Linked DNA regions of Homo sapiens: region 1 is linked to region 2. The links are chromatin loops, found by intact Hi-C in ENCODE. Cell type or tissue: CD14-positive monocyte. All regions are shown on one strand. Links, peaks and the distances in the headings refer to the core of each region. The heading gives the core; the rest is flanking DNA.

Region 1 (7,303 bases), core at 974-5,973, 79 kb after region 2:
TCAGCAGGAGCATGGACAAACCAACTCAGGATACAGTATCTTCATACCATGGAATACTGCTCAGCAGTGAAAAAGAAGAAACTACCGAGATAGAAAACAACGTGGATCAAACTCGAAAAACATGTTGAGTGAAAGAAGCCAAACCAAAACGAAGAAAAGAATATTGCATGATTCCATTTATATAAAATTGAGGTCAAACAAGTTGAGGCTTTGGTGAGAGGTACTGGAACAATAATTACTTATGGGGTGGGGTGGGGATTGACTGGAAGAAGAGGCATGAGAGAATGTTCTGGGCTGATGATAATATTCTAATTCTTGATTGAGCTATTTACTTCATGAGTGTTTGTGTTTGTCAGAACTCATCTAATTATATATTTAAGACTGTGCAGTTTAGTTGTCCATTAAAATAGCTCTTGAGAAAAGTTAAGATTAATTTTATTTTTAAATTTAATATAATTTTAATTAATTAATTAGCCTGTTGCCCAGGCTAGAGTACAGTGGCGTGATCTCGGCTCGCTGCAACCTCTGCCTCCCAGGTTCAAGCGATTCTCCTGCCTCAGCCTCCCAAGTAGCTGGGATTACAGGCACCGGCCACCATACCCAGCTAATTTTTTGTATTTTTAGTAGAGATGGGGCTATATCACTTGGCTAGGCTGGTCTCAAACGCCTGACCTCAGGAGATTCACCTCCCTCAGCCTCCCAAAGTGCTGAGATTACAGGTGTGAGCCACTGTGCCTGGCCTAATTTTTATTTTTAGAGACAGGGTCTTGCTTTGTTGCCCAGGAGTGAGTGCAGTGGCACAATTTTGGCTCACTGCAGCCTCGACCTCCTGGGCTCAAGTGATCCTCCCACCTCAGCCTCCTGAGTATTTGGGACTACAGGCACACGCCACCATGTTTGGCTAACAAATTCATTTTAGACCAGACTTGTAAGTAAGCTTGTGGCATTGGGAATTGGTGAACTTGACAGTCAATGTCAGGCAACAGCAAAGCAACTTATCTGCAACCTAGGTTTCTAAGAGAAGAAGATATTTGGAATAAGCTATAAAAGAGTAGAAACCCACCAGATGGACCAAGGTGTAGAATTTACTTCAGGAAGAAGAGAAGGAAGATCATAGGCTACAGGTTGGAAAGAGAGGCATCTGAACCTTGCAGATGAGGTGATGTAACAGGAAAGAGAGTCTGTGAAGGGGCAGGGGATAAGGCTACAAAGGCAGCGTGGGTGACCACAGGGATAGCTTAAGTGGCCAGGAGATGGTGGTCCCTCACTGTACAAGGCAGAGGGATATGCAGGCCTGGATCTCAGAAGAGAAGCCTGGAGACAGAGTTTGGGGAGAGTGGCCAGCATAGAGGAGGTAGTGAAAACATCTGGGAATGGACAAGCTAACCCAGAAAATTAGAAAAACATGTAGTATATGTGGTATAAAAATGAATCATCTCTCAATCTTACCAGCAAGAATAAAGTAGTGATGGCTGGGCCTGGAGGCTCACCAACACTTTGGGAGGCCAAGGCAGGTGGATCACCTGAGGTCAGGAGTTTGAGACCAGCCTGGACAATATGGTGAAACCCCGTCTCTACTAAAAATACACAAATTAGCCTGGCATGGTGGCAGGTGCCTGTAATCCCAGCTGCTAGGGGAGCTGAGGCAGGAGAATTGCTTGAACCCGGGAGGTGGAGGTTGCAGTGAGCCAAGATTGTGCCACGGCACTCCAGCCTGGGTGACAGAGCAAGACTCCGTCAAAAAAAAAAAAAAAAAAGAATAAAGTAGTGACTTGACCTGTCAGCTTGGCTAGACTTTGACTTGGGTTCAGCTGCTGAAGATGAACATGAAGCTGGTTTCATATACAGAAGAATGGAAAGAAAGATCATTCTTTCTTCCTTGACGTGTCCAGGGAAAGCAAACCTGGTAGCCTCTCTCTCTGAGCTATACAATGTTGCCCTTGTTCAAGGTTTCTCCAGTGACAGAATCCCATACACTGTCTTGTTCAGACCAAATGGAAATGAAGCCATTCCTCAGCTTATGAAAAAAGAAGTCCCAGAAAAGGAATTACAGCCTGTGATGAACAGACTTTGTGCTGTTTTATGTCTCCTGATGACTATTACCTAACTTCTGTATGCCTCACTTTCTTCATTTGTAGAAAGGGGTTACTACTGCCATAGGATTATTATGAGGAGTCAATGAAAGATATTTAGAAAAGACCCAGAATGGTCCTTGGTACATAATAAGTGCTATACAAATGTTTTTCAATTAAATTTATTTGTTAAATGAAAGGTAGAGTTCTCAATGGAAAGAGCTATAAAAAAGAACTTGCCAAGAGTTCCAGTGGTTCACTGGTAGAAAATCAACTCCCAAGGAAGATCAAATTAATTGTCTTACTCAATTTGTATTTTGGAATAGTTTTAGATTTATGTAAAAGTTGCAAAGAAACTGAGAATTCCTCACCAAAATGATTTTTGGAATGTGTACCCAGTACTAACCATGTGCAAAATAGTAAACTAAGCTGAGTGCAAGGGTCCGGGGAAATAAGGAGAACCATAGAGTAATAACTCATCTAATCCTTCCTACCTGTTGATTGTGGGGGAAAAGAAGAGTTTACGTTCATGTATTTGTTTGCTGTTAAGAGCCTGCTAGTTAGCACTGTGATAGGAACTGAGGATATAGTGGACAAATTCCTCCATCTGCCGAAGAATGTTCCTGTAACTATGCCAGGCACTAGGAATGCAACAGTGAAGGTTACTGTCCATATAGGTCATCGTTATAAAAGCAGAAAGAGAGAAAGATGGATGTCAAGCACTATGTGAGCTTCAAGGAAGAGGGATCAGGTCCATTTGGGAAGAGGCTTCATGGATAAGACAACTTTTGAAAGATGGAAAGATGGGTAATTGGGGAGTCTTATCCCCTTATAATAAGGGCTTCTGAAGAAGATGGGTAGACTCTAAAAGAGCTGAGACACTGGCCAGGTGCAGTGGCTCATGCCTGTAATCCCAGCATTTTGGGAGGCTCAGGTGGCCGGGTCATGAGGTCAGGAGTTCGAGACCAACCTGGACAACATGGTGAAACCCTGTCTCTACTAAAGATACAAAAAATTAGCTGGGCGTGATGATATACACCTGTAGTCCCAGCTACTCGGGAGACTGAGGCAGGAGAATCACTTGAACCCGGGAGGTGGAGGTTGCAGTGAGCTGAGATCGCGCCATTGCACTCCAGCCTGGGTGACAGGGCGAGACTCCATCTCAAAAAAAAAAAAAAATAATAATAATGACTTGACCTATCAGCTTGGCTAGACTTCGACGGGTTCAGCAGCTGAAGATGAACATGAAGCTGGTTGGATGGCACACACACACAAAAAAGAGTTTTGATATTAAACCTGCAACTTTGGTGACATTGTGCCATTGACTGGAGAGCAAAGGGATGAAATAAACTTATTTCTTAGCAACTGCATTCTAGAAAGAGAGACAAGAAAATATGAGAGAGAGAATTAGGGCAGGAGAAGAAGAGAGAGGGGAGAAGAAAATTAAGTTCTGTTTTCCGCTTAGGTAGGAGCAGTGTCTGAAGGATTTCTAGAAGCCTGGATTAGGCTTCAAACATTTAATGACTCAAATCACCCATGCTTGCTGATTTCCAAGTTCTTCCTGAAAGAACATAGGCACTTGTTCCTTAAAACAACCCAAAGAATGTTGCAATATACTCAAATCAGAAACCACGTTATTTTTAGTTACTTTCTCCTCTTCCTCCTGTGAGTGACTTCTTGTATCAGATGAAGGCAGCACATAACCTGTGTGGCCTGCTGACCTTGTATCCCTGGAGAAGGTGGTTACCTGTTACCCAGGAGATGGGTGGGCTCTTCTTTTCTGTGACTTTCATCCCCCAACCCAACCCCCATTCTTACCTACTCTTGTTAACTCAGGCTCAGATACTATGAGCTTTTAGAGGACAAAGAACTTGTTGCTCACCTCTGCATCCCAGCATAGGCCTGACACACAGTAGATATTCAATTATTCATAAATAACTTACTAGAATAGTGGTGGAAGCTTCAATTATGCCAGAATTGTTGTGGTGAGATCCTCAGATGCATTGCTTCTACAAATACTTTCAAGAACAAGTTATTCTAAGGTAGTTTCACCATGAAAACAAAGACCCAGTGGACCTTCTGGGTCCCATCCAGTTCACTGAAATTTCTCAGCCCAGTTATGCTCACTATACATAGAACTAAATTCATAATCTTTAACCCGTTTCCCTAAACCAGTGCCTGTTTTTTTTTTAAATGGCATCACCTTGTTCAGACACCCACATTAGAAAACCGAGCAAGATTCTCAACTTTTCTGCTCTTTCACTCCCTGTATGAACTGGTTACCGACTCTGAATGCTGCTACCTCAGTATTTCTCTGAAACACGTAATCCTTCATCATTCTGCTCTGAATTGTTCTCATGTCTCCCGTTGAGCCTCTGATTCTAATCTTCCAGCTCTGATCTGTTCCTCAACATGGTCCTGCTAATATGCAGAATTGACCATGTGTCTCTCTGGTTAAAACCCCTCTGGGAGTATCTTTGCTTTCATCCAAGTCCAGAATTGAGAATCTGCATGCTTCTTAACACAACTCATACACTTCTCCATAGTGCTCCACCCATCTCCCCCATCCTCCAATCTCCTGTCTGTCATAACGAGTGTCTTTATGTTTCCTAAAAACACCTGCCTCTTCCTCATCTATGCAGGTTGTGTCTTCTCAAAGCTCTGGGGAGGAGGCAGCTTAGTGAGATTTGGCACAGCAGCTTATTCTGCTAGTTCCACCACTGTTGCTATAACTGACCCCAAAAAGCCCAAACTCAATGAATCTACTGCTCGCTTTGTTGAAATACCATGGAGGTCAATTCAGGCAGTGTGAACTCCGTGAGTTTTGTTTAATTACTGGTATGTTTTGGCTGTGTCCCCCGTCAAATCTCATCTTGAATTGTAGCTCCCATAATTCCCACAAGTCGTGGAAGGGACCTGGTGGGAGGTAATTGAATCATGGTGGTGGGTTTTTCCCATACTGTTCTCATGATAGTGAATCAATGGTTTTAAAAAGGGCAGTTCCCTGCACATGCTGTCTTGCCTGCTGCCATATAAGTCGTGCCTTTGCTCTTCCTTTGCAGTCTGCCATGATGGTGAGGCCTCTGCAACCATGCTGAACTGTGAGTCATTTAAACCTCTTTCCTTTATAAATGACCTAGTCTCGGGTATGTCTTCATTAGCAGCGTGAGAACGGACTAATACAATTACATTGCCCACATATACCTAGCTCCTTAAATTCTCATTTGAACTGGTTTTAATGTCTTATTAATTGAAGAGTTGATTAAAATCTTTGATACTTGTTTGTGTGTGTGTGTGTGTGTGTTTTGTTTTTAATATAAATAGAAAAGTCATGTTTTGTTTTGTTTTGCTTCTTAAAGCAGAGATGGGGTTTCACTATGTTACCCCAGCTGGTCTTGAATTCTTGGAGTCAAGGGATCCACCAGCCTTAGCTTCCCAGAGTGCTGAAATTACAGGAGTGAGCCACTGTGTGTCCTGCCTGCCTTCTGTTTTTTTTTTTCTTTTTAGAAAAGTCATGTTTCTAATCCTCCAAAAATTATATTTTAATGACAGTCTTTAATAACAATTATCCTTTTAATGACATATATACTCCTAAAAGTAGGAGTGACCTGTCGTTTCAGATTTTTCAAGCTTAGCCTAGTCTTGTGTCTTCCCCTGGGTAGAAACAATTTATCTGCCTCATCATGGGCCACTCCTATCTCATAAGTTATTATCTTTATTCCCATAGCACTTTGAATTTAACCTATTTATAACACGATTGAATTGCATTCTGGGTATTTATATTTGGGCCCTGACCCCATCCCTGTGAGAAGACTGTAAACCTTTTGAGGACAAGAACTATACCTTTCTTTCATCATTATATCCCCTCAAGTTTCTATAGACCCCAGTGGTGCAGACTTTAGAATTAATGAATGGATGGATGAATGAATGAACAAATGAATTGGGCAAGAAATACAAAGATGAATAAAATGGGTTTTCTTGGTGGAGAGACAAATATATGCTGTCATTCCTTTTGCCTGGTGTCCAGAAAAGCCTTCTGGATCCATTGTTATATATGCATGCATTTTCCTTTTTATGAGGATGGCTGTTTGATGATTGACATTGTTTAAATAACTGCAACTAATCAGTTCTGCCCATGGGATTTGGAAACCCTGAAGTATGTTCTTTGGAATAGGATACAGCATTATTTTAAATACTGTGCAGGTCAAGTATTATTACTAACATATCTCATAAGAAACCAGATGTTGCCAAGGTTTAGTTCACTTAATTCAAGTAATATTCAACATAAAATTGTATTTCGGCCAATAGTTTTGAATAGAGTTTTAGAATTTGTTGTAATGCGATTAACTCATTATATTAATTATTACCTTGATTCTCAGGAAACTCCTTCTGTGTTCCCAACTGGGGATGGGGACTTCTCACTTTGCTCCCAGCTTCTGTCTCCCTTTATCCAGGCAAACAGTCTGTGTCATTATGCCTCCCCATATGCCTCCTGTGTGGGAGTTGTCTGGTAGCAGAAACCATGCCAGACTCATCGAAGATCCCTATCACCCAACACAGGGTCCGACACTATGTGGGTTTTCACTGAAGGCTTCCTGCATGAAGGGGAGGAGAGCAGAGATCATGGGCTCTGGGTCAGACCTCAGTCTGTTAAAGAATTATTTCCAAACAAGGAGAACATCGTGACTTTCTTTTTTCTTCTTCTTTTTATTTAAAAATACAGATGGGGACTCATTATGTTGCCCATACTGATCTCAAACTCCTGGCCTCAAGCAATCCTCTCACCTCAGCCTCCCAAAGTGCTGGGATTACAGGTGTGAGCTACAATTCTTGGCCTAACATCATGATTTTCACACAGGTAGAAATTAAACGCATGTTAAATATTTTATTTAACTTATTAATTAGAGAATGAGGCAGGTATTATAACCAGTTCAAAGGAGAATCTGAAGAACTAGCACATGTATACATGAGGAATATTGAAATGAATATGCAAATGAAAACAAAACTAGTTTCCTTTACAGTGGAAGAGGAATCAATGGAAACCTTTGTGGATAAAACAGAATTTACATGTCCCTAAACAAGAATTATTTTGCATCTCTATCAGTTATCTACAATTTCCAGAGTTGTAAAATAGCTCCCTTGGAATCAGAATCAGGCAACTTAGAAGGTGTTCTCTAGACAATATAGAGTTTCCCGTTAAAGCACAGAATTCCCCTTTCAGTTCAAATCTC
Region 2 (7,303 bases), core at 763-5,762:
AATTATAAACATATAAAGAGGTACACAGCACTGAAAATAAGAAGGATGGCTATATTTCTGAAGGCACTTATACTCTAGAGGATAAACAGACACAAAGTTGATACCACATTGACGTCCAGGTGGAGCATGTGATGGCTAATGGCTCTGGTGCCTGCTCTTCCTTGGCCAGGCTGTTGGGGAAACTCATGCTGATGTGAAGTTGCCTCTCTGAGCTATCCCCTATGGAGGTTGGTGGTCCTGGGGACTCTGCAGGTCCATAAAACCAATCTGTGAGCAAGACACCTTTGTGATTTTAAGCCACTGAGATTATTGGTGGTTCTCTGTTACTGGAGTATAACCCAACCTATGGTAACTAATATCCAACTCATGGCGCCATTCTTCTTAAGGACAGGAAAAGAGTCCTGGCTTGAAATGCAGGTTTATGCTTTGGGAAAACAAGTCCTGTTTTGAGATTTCCAGCTGTCCTGTTTTTCAACATGGCAGCCAGAATCTGCATCTTGGAGCCAGGTACTGTGTCCATTCTTGCCTAAGAGAGCATCCATTGGAAGTTCCCCTTTCAGCGTCATTGTGGATGCTATCCAGGGAGGTAAGATCTGGCTGAGATCTGTGTGAAGGGCTCTGCCCTTGGCCAAGAGTCCTCCTGTTTTCTGCCCTTGAACTAAAGGCCAGGAAGCCTCCTGTTTCCTGGACTCCCTCCTGAGTCCCAGGCCTGGATTATGGAAGAAGGCTGAGAGTAAGACATCAAGGTCAACACCCAAGGTGGTGATGAGTAATCTTGTTTGACCTGGAGTGTCAGTGAAATGGCTCCACTCTCCATTTCTCCCTAGCTGTGCAGAGGTGGCCCCACTGGGGCATGTGTGTGTTTTCTCAAAACCATTCTCTGAGACTGGTTTCATAGTTCCATTTTACCAACTGAAAACTGATGGGCAGAGAGTCTAAGGAATTCAAACCAATGTCACAGCTATTTGGTGATACAGCCTGAATTCAAAAGGGGGTATTTTAGTTTTTCGAGCTTTGGTTATTTCTACTACCACACAGTTGTAGAAGTGAGTTTCAATGAACATGTATCGGGAACCTCTCTGTGGCAGGCATTGTGTGAACACCGGGCATGAATGTGAGCAAAGGTCAGTATCTACCCACGAAGAAGTTTCAATTTTGTTGGGGACCCAGGCACATAAATGAGTGATTATAGCAGACTCAAAAATGCCACATGTAAAGAACACTGGGGAAGAACCATCAGGGACGGCTTCCTGAAACAGGGACCATGGGGCTGAGACCTGAAGTGTGAGGGGGGATGTTCTGGGCAGTGACAGGGGAGCAAAAAGAATTCTAAGCAGAGACTCTGGTACATACAAAGGCACTGAGGTGTAAGACAGAGGGACTTGACAGGGAACTGAAAGCCTAGTTGGTGTGATAAAGAAGTGGTAGGCAGGGAATTTACAATCATCTGCAAGCAACCTACAGCTCTCTGAAATTTGTGGGGGCCTTGAATAATTTAGATAATTGTAACACGTCTTCCCTTGGCTTGACATCAAAGCCACCTCTTCCCAGCAGCTCCTGAAGTTGCTGAGGATGCTGGCTCAGGGCCATTTATCACCACCCTGGCTGGACTGGTAGCTGGAGTGGTGGCAGGCCTGCCGCGAGGCCCATGAGGCAGTGACGACAGTGCCCTGCAGGTACAGGTACTAAATGCATTCCAGGTAGGGCAGTGCTACAGCCTGACAACCTCCCAGGGGCCTCCACTGAAGGCAACAACAACACTTTTAGAGGAGAAGGTAATTAGCTTTGTTTGGCGAGACTTCCACGGATTCTGTGCTGTGCTAGTTACTAAATATTGTCTCATTTGATTCTCAATCATCCCAAGTAGAGGGCTTTCTCCTTCTCGTTTTATAGGAGAAATTTGGCTTCTCAGGGTTTTGCACACCTTGTCCTGGGTTACACGGCTGGGATTCAAATCCAAGCTTTTTCATATCTTTCCCTCACCCAGTACTGCTTCTGTGAATTCTGGTTGTGGATTTTAACTAGAATCACAATGGAGAGAAATCGCCTCTAAAATGGGCATATTGAATATTCCCTACATTTCATACAAAACGAAACTCATTCTTGGACCCCTTTGGTGGGCCTTGGCTTTTCCTGACCTGTTTTCCTGGGGGACTGGCTGGCCTGGTCATTTTCGGCAGTCTCTGTGCTGGGTCAGGCCATGCTGCCTTGGTGGCTCCTTCCTGCCTGAGGAACTATGGGGCCAGAAATGGTAACTCCTACTTATTTTTAATCCTGGCCTTTAACCCAAGAAAGTCACCACTGGCTTTTGGAACAGGCTTCCCCCAGAATAAAGGGAGGAGGAGATTAACGATTCAAATGGGGAAGTGGTTCAGCAAGGAGGAGAGCGGGGAGGAGCAGGGTTCCTGAGACCCACAGGGGTCTCAGGAAGCCTGGCTGGAAGAGGAATCCCAGAGGAAAACTCAGAGCATGCAGGAGGCTGGCAGTGTGCAAGGCCAGGGCGCAAAACGTGGGTGTGGCTTCTAGGGTAAGGGAGCAGGGAGAGGATGAAGGGGTAGGAGGCTGGGATTGGAGCCCTAGGAATAGGAAGTCGGTGAGGGAACGGTGCCTGGGGTGTGTTTTGGTTCTGCTTTCAGAACTAGAGCAGTGGTTTGGCTGCAACATTCAAAGACCTGAAAATATGGAAGCAGACTTTGGGGAAGAGGACTACTGAGAATAGCAGTAGTGAATACGGGAAGTGCTGAGCCCAGGGCTCCACGGAGAAGCTGTGGCTTCTTTCCGGAGCCTGTCAGTCTACAAGAAGAGGACGTCCGGTTCCAAACTGTTCCAGGCCTGCTAGGGTCATCCAGCTGGTTCCCTCTGTCTTTTGCTGAACGTCCTCACTCCAAACTTGCCCACATCAGCTTAATATACTTTGCAAACCTGAAGAGGACATAAAAGAAAAGTTGCTGTTAATTAAATTAATTGTGTATTTATTCAGCATGATTTGTTGAGACCTAATCTGTACCAAGTCTTGGAATTTAGAGATGAACTGAAACTCACTGCTTGATGCAATTATATAATATGGTGTGACTGGCAGTATAAAGATGCACATTCCCAGAGCTATGGAGCCCAGAGAGGGGAGAGGCTGAGCAGGCTCCGGGAGAGTAAAGGTCATTTTCCCAATAAGTTTGCAAAGATATGTACACCAACTTGACCAAGAGGAAAGCAAAGTTCAGGCCAGGCAGAGAGGCTACCTGTGCTGAAAGGAGGAAAGGAGACGAAAGTGTTTGGCATCATTGGGAAAGAGCCAGGATTGGGCAAAGATGAGGCCAGGAATATAACAGGGATGGGGGGCATGAATTGCAGGCTATAGAACTTGGATTTTATTCCATAGGCACTGAGAACTAAGGAAGGTTTTTATGTAAAAGGTAAATGGAATCTTAATACTATATTTCAGGATACCAAATTTAGCATGATTATGATGAATGATAATATTAATTATTGTAAATGATAGTGGTGATAAAAATACAAATAAATCCATCCATCGTAGGTCAAAAATGATGGGCTATTACTCTCATGATCATATTGCACTATATATGACTCCATCTTAGTGGACTGAAGCAGGAGATTCTCCTGCTGGCTTTGAAGAAACAAATTGCCATGTGGTGACCTGCTTATGGAGAGGTCCATGTGGCAGGGAACTGCGGGTCGTCTCTAGGACCTGTGGTTGGCCTCCAGAAAACAGCCAATAAAAACAGCATCTTCTGTCATGTATCTGCAAAGAAATGCATTCTCCCAACAACTCAAATGATCTTGGAAACAAACTCTTATCCAATTGAGCCTCCAGATGAGAACACAGCCTGCCTGACAACTTGTGAGACCCTGAACATACAATGTTTGGTTTTCCATTCCTGAGTTACTTCATTTAGAATAATAGACCCTGAGCAGAGCTAAGTTATGCCCAGACTCCTAACCCATGGAAACTATAAAATAAATGTGTATTGTTTTAACCTGCCAGTTTTATGATAATTTGTTATACAGCAATAGATAACTAATACAGATTCTCCTAAATGAGCAGTGCAGGAATCTGCTTCTGGGAGACTATTATAGTTAACGTTAAGGATTACAAAACTGCAGATATGCCTGCTTTACAAGCTGGTATCATCTGCAGCTACCCACAAAGTGGAATTTGAGAGCAAGTGCTATCCCACCAGGTGTTCCAGCCCCTAACAGCCCTCCATTGCATGTTGGCAATTGGAGAGTAAACTTCTTCTTTTTTTTCTTTTTTTTTTTGAGACAGTCTCACTCTGTTGTCCAGACTGGAGTGCAGTGGTGTGACCTCAGCTCATTGCAACCTCCAACTCCCAGGTTCAAGTGATTCTTGTGCCTCAGTCTCCTGAATAGCTGGGACTACAGGTGTGCACCACCACACCCAGCTAATTTTTGTATTTTTAGTAGAGATGAGGTTTCATCATTTTGGCCAGGCTGGTCTTAAACCCCCAACCTCAAGTGATCTGCCCGCCTCAGCCTCCCAAAATGCTGGGATTACAGGCCTGAGCCACTGCACCTGGCCTGAGTAAACTTCTTAGAGTCTTAGAGGCAAGGCAGTTAAGGAGAAGAGCAAAAGCTTAGTAGTCAGATAGGCCAGATACTACCATGCAACTTTTGCCTATATTTATCTTTGTGTGACTCAGTTTTTTCATCTGTAGTGTTGGTGTAATCTACTTAGATATATCAAGAGGGTTTAAAAAAATCAAAAACTACCTATGAGGTACTATGCTTATCACCTGGGTGGTGAAATAATCTGTAGGCTAAACATGATATAGTTTACCTATAAAACAAATCTGCACATGTACTCCGAACCTAAAAGTTTTATTTATTTATTCTTATTAATTTAGTTTAATTTATTATCGTTTATTTTTTCCATAAGTTATTGGGGTACAGGTGGTATTGGGGTACATGAGTAAGTTCTTTAGTGGTGATTTGTGAGATTTTGGTGCACCCATAATGTGAGCAGTATACACTGAACCATATTTGCAGCCTTTTATCCCTCACCTCCCTCCAACTCCTGCTCCCAAGTCCTCAAAGTTCATTGTATCATTCTTATGCCTTTGGGTTCTCATAGCTTAGATCCCACATATCAGTGAGAACATACAATGTTTAGTTTTCCATTCCTGAGTTGCTGATTTAGAATAATAGTCTTCAATCTCATCCAGGTCACTGCAAATGCTGTTAATTCATTCCTTTTTCCATATATATATGATGGAATACTATACAGCCATATATATATATATATGATGGAATAGTATACAGCCATAAAAAGGAATGAATTAACATTATCAGAGTTTCTTTATCCACTCGTTGATTGATGGGCATTTGGGTTGGTTCCATGATTTTGCAATTGTGAATTGTGCTGCTATAAACATGCTTGTGCAAGTATCTTTTTCGAATAATGACTTCTTTTCCTTTGCATAGATATCCAATAGTGGGATTGCTGGATCAAATGGTAGTTCTACTTTTAGTTCTTTAAGGAATCTCCACACTGTTTTCCATAGTGGCTATACTAGTTTGCATTTCCACTAGCAGTGTAGAAGTGTTCCCTGTTCACCACATCCATGCCAACATCTATTGTTTTCTGATTTTTTTGTTTGGCCATTCTTGCAGGAGTAAGGTGGTATCACATTGTGGTTTTCATTTGCATTTCCCTGATCATTAGTGATGTTGAGCATTTTTTTCATATATTTGTTGGCCATTTGTGTATCTTCTTTTGATAATTGTCTATTCATGTCCTTAGTCCACTTTTTGATGGGATTTTTTGTTTTTTTCTTACTGATTTGTTTGGGTTCTTTGTAGATTCTGGATATTAGTCCTTTGTCAGACGTATAGATTGTGAAGATTTTCTCCCACTCTGTGGGTTATCTGTTTACTCTGCTGACTGTTCCTTTTGCTGTGCAAAAGCTCTTTAGTTTAATTAGGTACCAGCTATTTATCTTTGTTTTTGTTGCTTTTGCTTTTGGGTTCTTAGTTATGAAATCCTTGCCTAAGCTAATGTCTAGAAGGGTTTTTCCAATGTTATCTTCTAGAATTTTTACAATTTCAGCTCTTAGGTTTAAGTCCTTATTCCTTCTTGAATTTATTTTTGTATAAGGTGAGACATAAGGATCCAGTTTTATTCTCCCACATGTGGCTAGCCAGTTATCCCAGCACCATTTGTTGAAAAGGGTGTGCTTTCCCCAATTCATGTTTTTGTTTGCTTTGTCAAAGATCAGTTAGCTGTAAGCATTTGGGATTATTTCTGGGTTCTCTATTCTTTTCCATTGGCCAATGTGTCTATTTTTACACCAGTACCACACCATTTTGGTGACTATGGTCTCATAGTATAGTTTGAAATCAGATAGTGTGATGCCTCCAGATTTGTTCTTTTTGCTTAGTCTTGCTTTGGCTATGCAGGCTCTTTTTTGCTTCCATATGAAATTTAGAATTTTTTTTTCTAATTTTATGAAGATAATGGTGGTATTTTGATGGGAATTGTATTGAATTTGTTGATTGCTTTTGGCAGTATGGTCATTTTCACAATATCGATTATGCCCATCCATGAGCATGGGATGTGTTTCCATTTGGTCGTGTCATCTATGATTTCTTTCAGCAGTGTTTTGTAGTTTTCCTTGTAGAGGTCTTTCAACTCCTTGGTTAGATATATTCCTAAGTATTTTATTTTATTATTTTTTGCAGCTATTGTAAAAGAGATTGAGTTCTTGATTTGATTTTCTGCTTGGTCCCTGTTGGTGTGTAGAAGAGCTACTGATGTGTGTATATTAATCTTGTATCTGGAAACTTTGCTGAATTTTTTTTTTATCAGTTCTAGGAGCTTTCTGGAGGAGTCCTTAAGGTTTTCAAGGTAAACGATCATATTGTCAGTAAACAGTGACAATTTGACTTCCCCTTTATCGATTTGGATGCCCTTTATCTCTTTCTTTTGTCTGATTGCTCTGGCTAGGACTTCCAGTACTATGTTGAAGAGGAGTGGTGAGAGTGGGCATTCTTGTCTTGTTTAGTTCTCAGAGGGAATGTTACCAAAAATATTACCAAAAATAAAGAAGAATTTTTTTAATGATAAAGAGATCAATTCAGTTGTAAGACATAACATTTACAAATTTGTATTCACTCATATCAATCTTTAAAATATATAAAATGAAAATTGAGAGAAATAAAAGGATAAATGAAAAAAATAATGGAAATAAAGGATAAATAATGGAGAAATGAAGGATAAATGGGAAAAAAAAAACAGAGCTTCCACCACTACCACTTCCCGTCCATGTTC

What was found. A loop is a pair of places that touch in the nucleus more often than their neighbours do. Peaks named below come from ENCODE experiments on the same cell type or tissue, not always from the same donor. Only the 100,000 strongest peaks of a DNase experiment are listed, where the experiment ranks them.
Region 1: a loop joins it to region 2, with 1.8 times the contacts of the local background. A loop is called at or near these places in 2 of 110 quality-filtered maps.

Annotation. Positions count from the first base shown.
Region 1 is chr9:107,837,612-107,844,914 of GRCh38, forward strand. No RefSeq gene overlaps it. Among named protein-coding and RNA genes, the nearest start is that of KLF4, 350 kb to the left of the region's middle. In CD14-positive monocyte, for the core only: no CTCF peak of the experiment used is centred there; a DNase peak (open chromatin) is centred at 3,670; H3K4me3 peaks cover 1,004 bases; H3K27ac peaks cover 1,474 bases.
Region 2 is chr9:107,758,368-107,765,670 of GRCh38, forward strand. All of the region lies in intron 2 of LOC105376208 (a long non-coding RNA gene), which reads left to right. It overlaps LOC105376209 (a long non-coding RNA gene), which reads right to left. Exons shown (of 3, transcript XR_930230.3): 3 at 2,522-2,922. Among named protein-coding and RNA genes, the nearest start is that of KLF4, 270 kb to the left of the region's middle. In CD14-positive monocyte, for the core only: no CTCF peak of the experiment used is centred there; a DNase peak (open chromatin) is centred at 2,694; H3K4me3 peaks cover 1,929 bases; H3K27ac peaks cover 3,943 bases.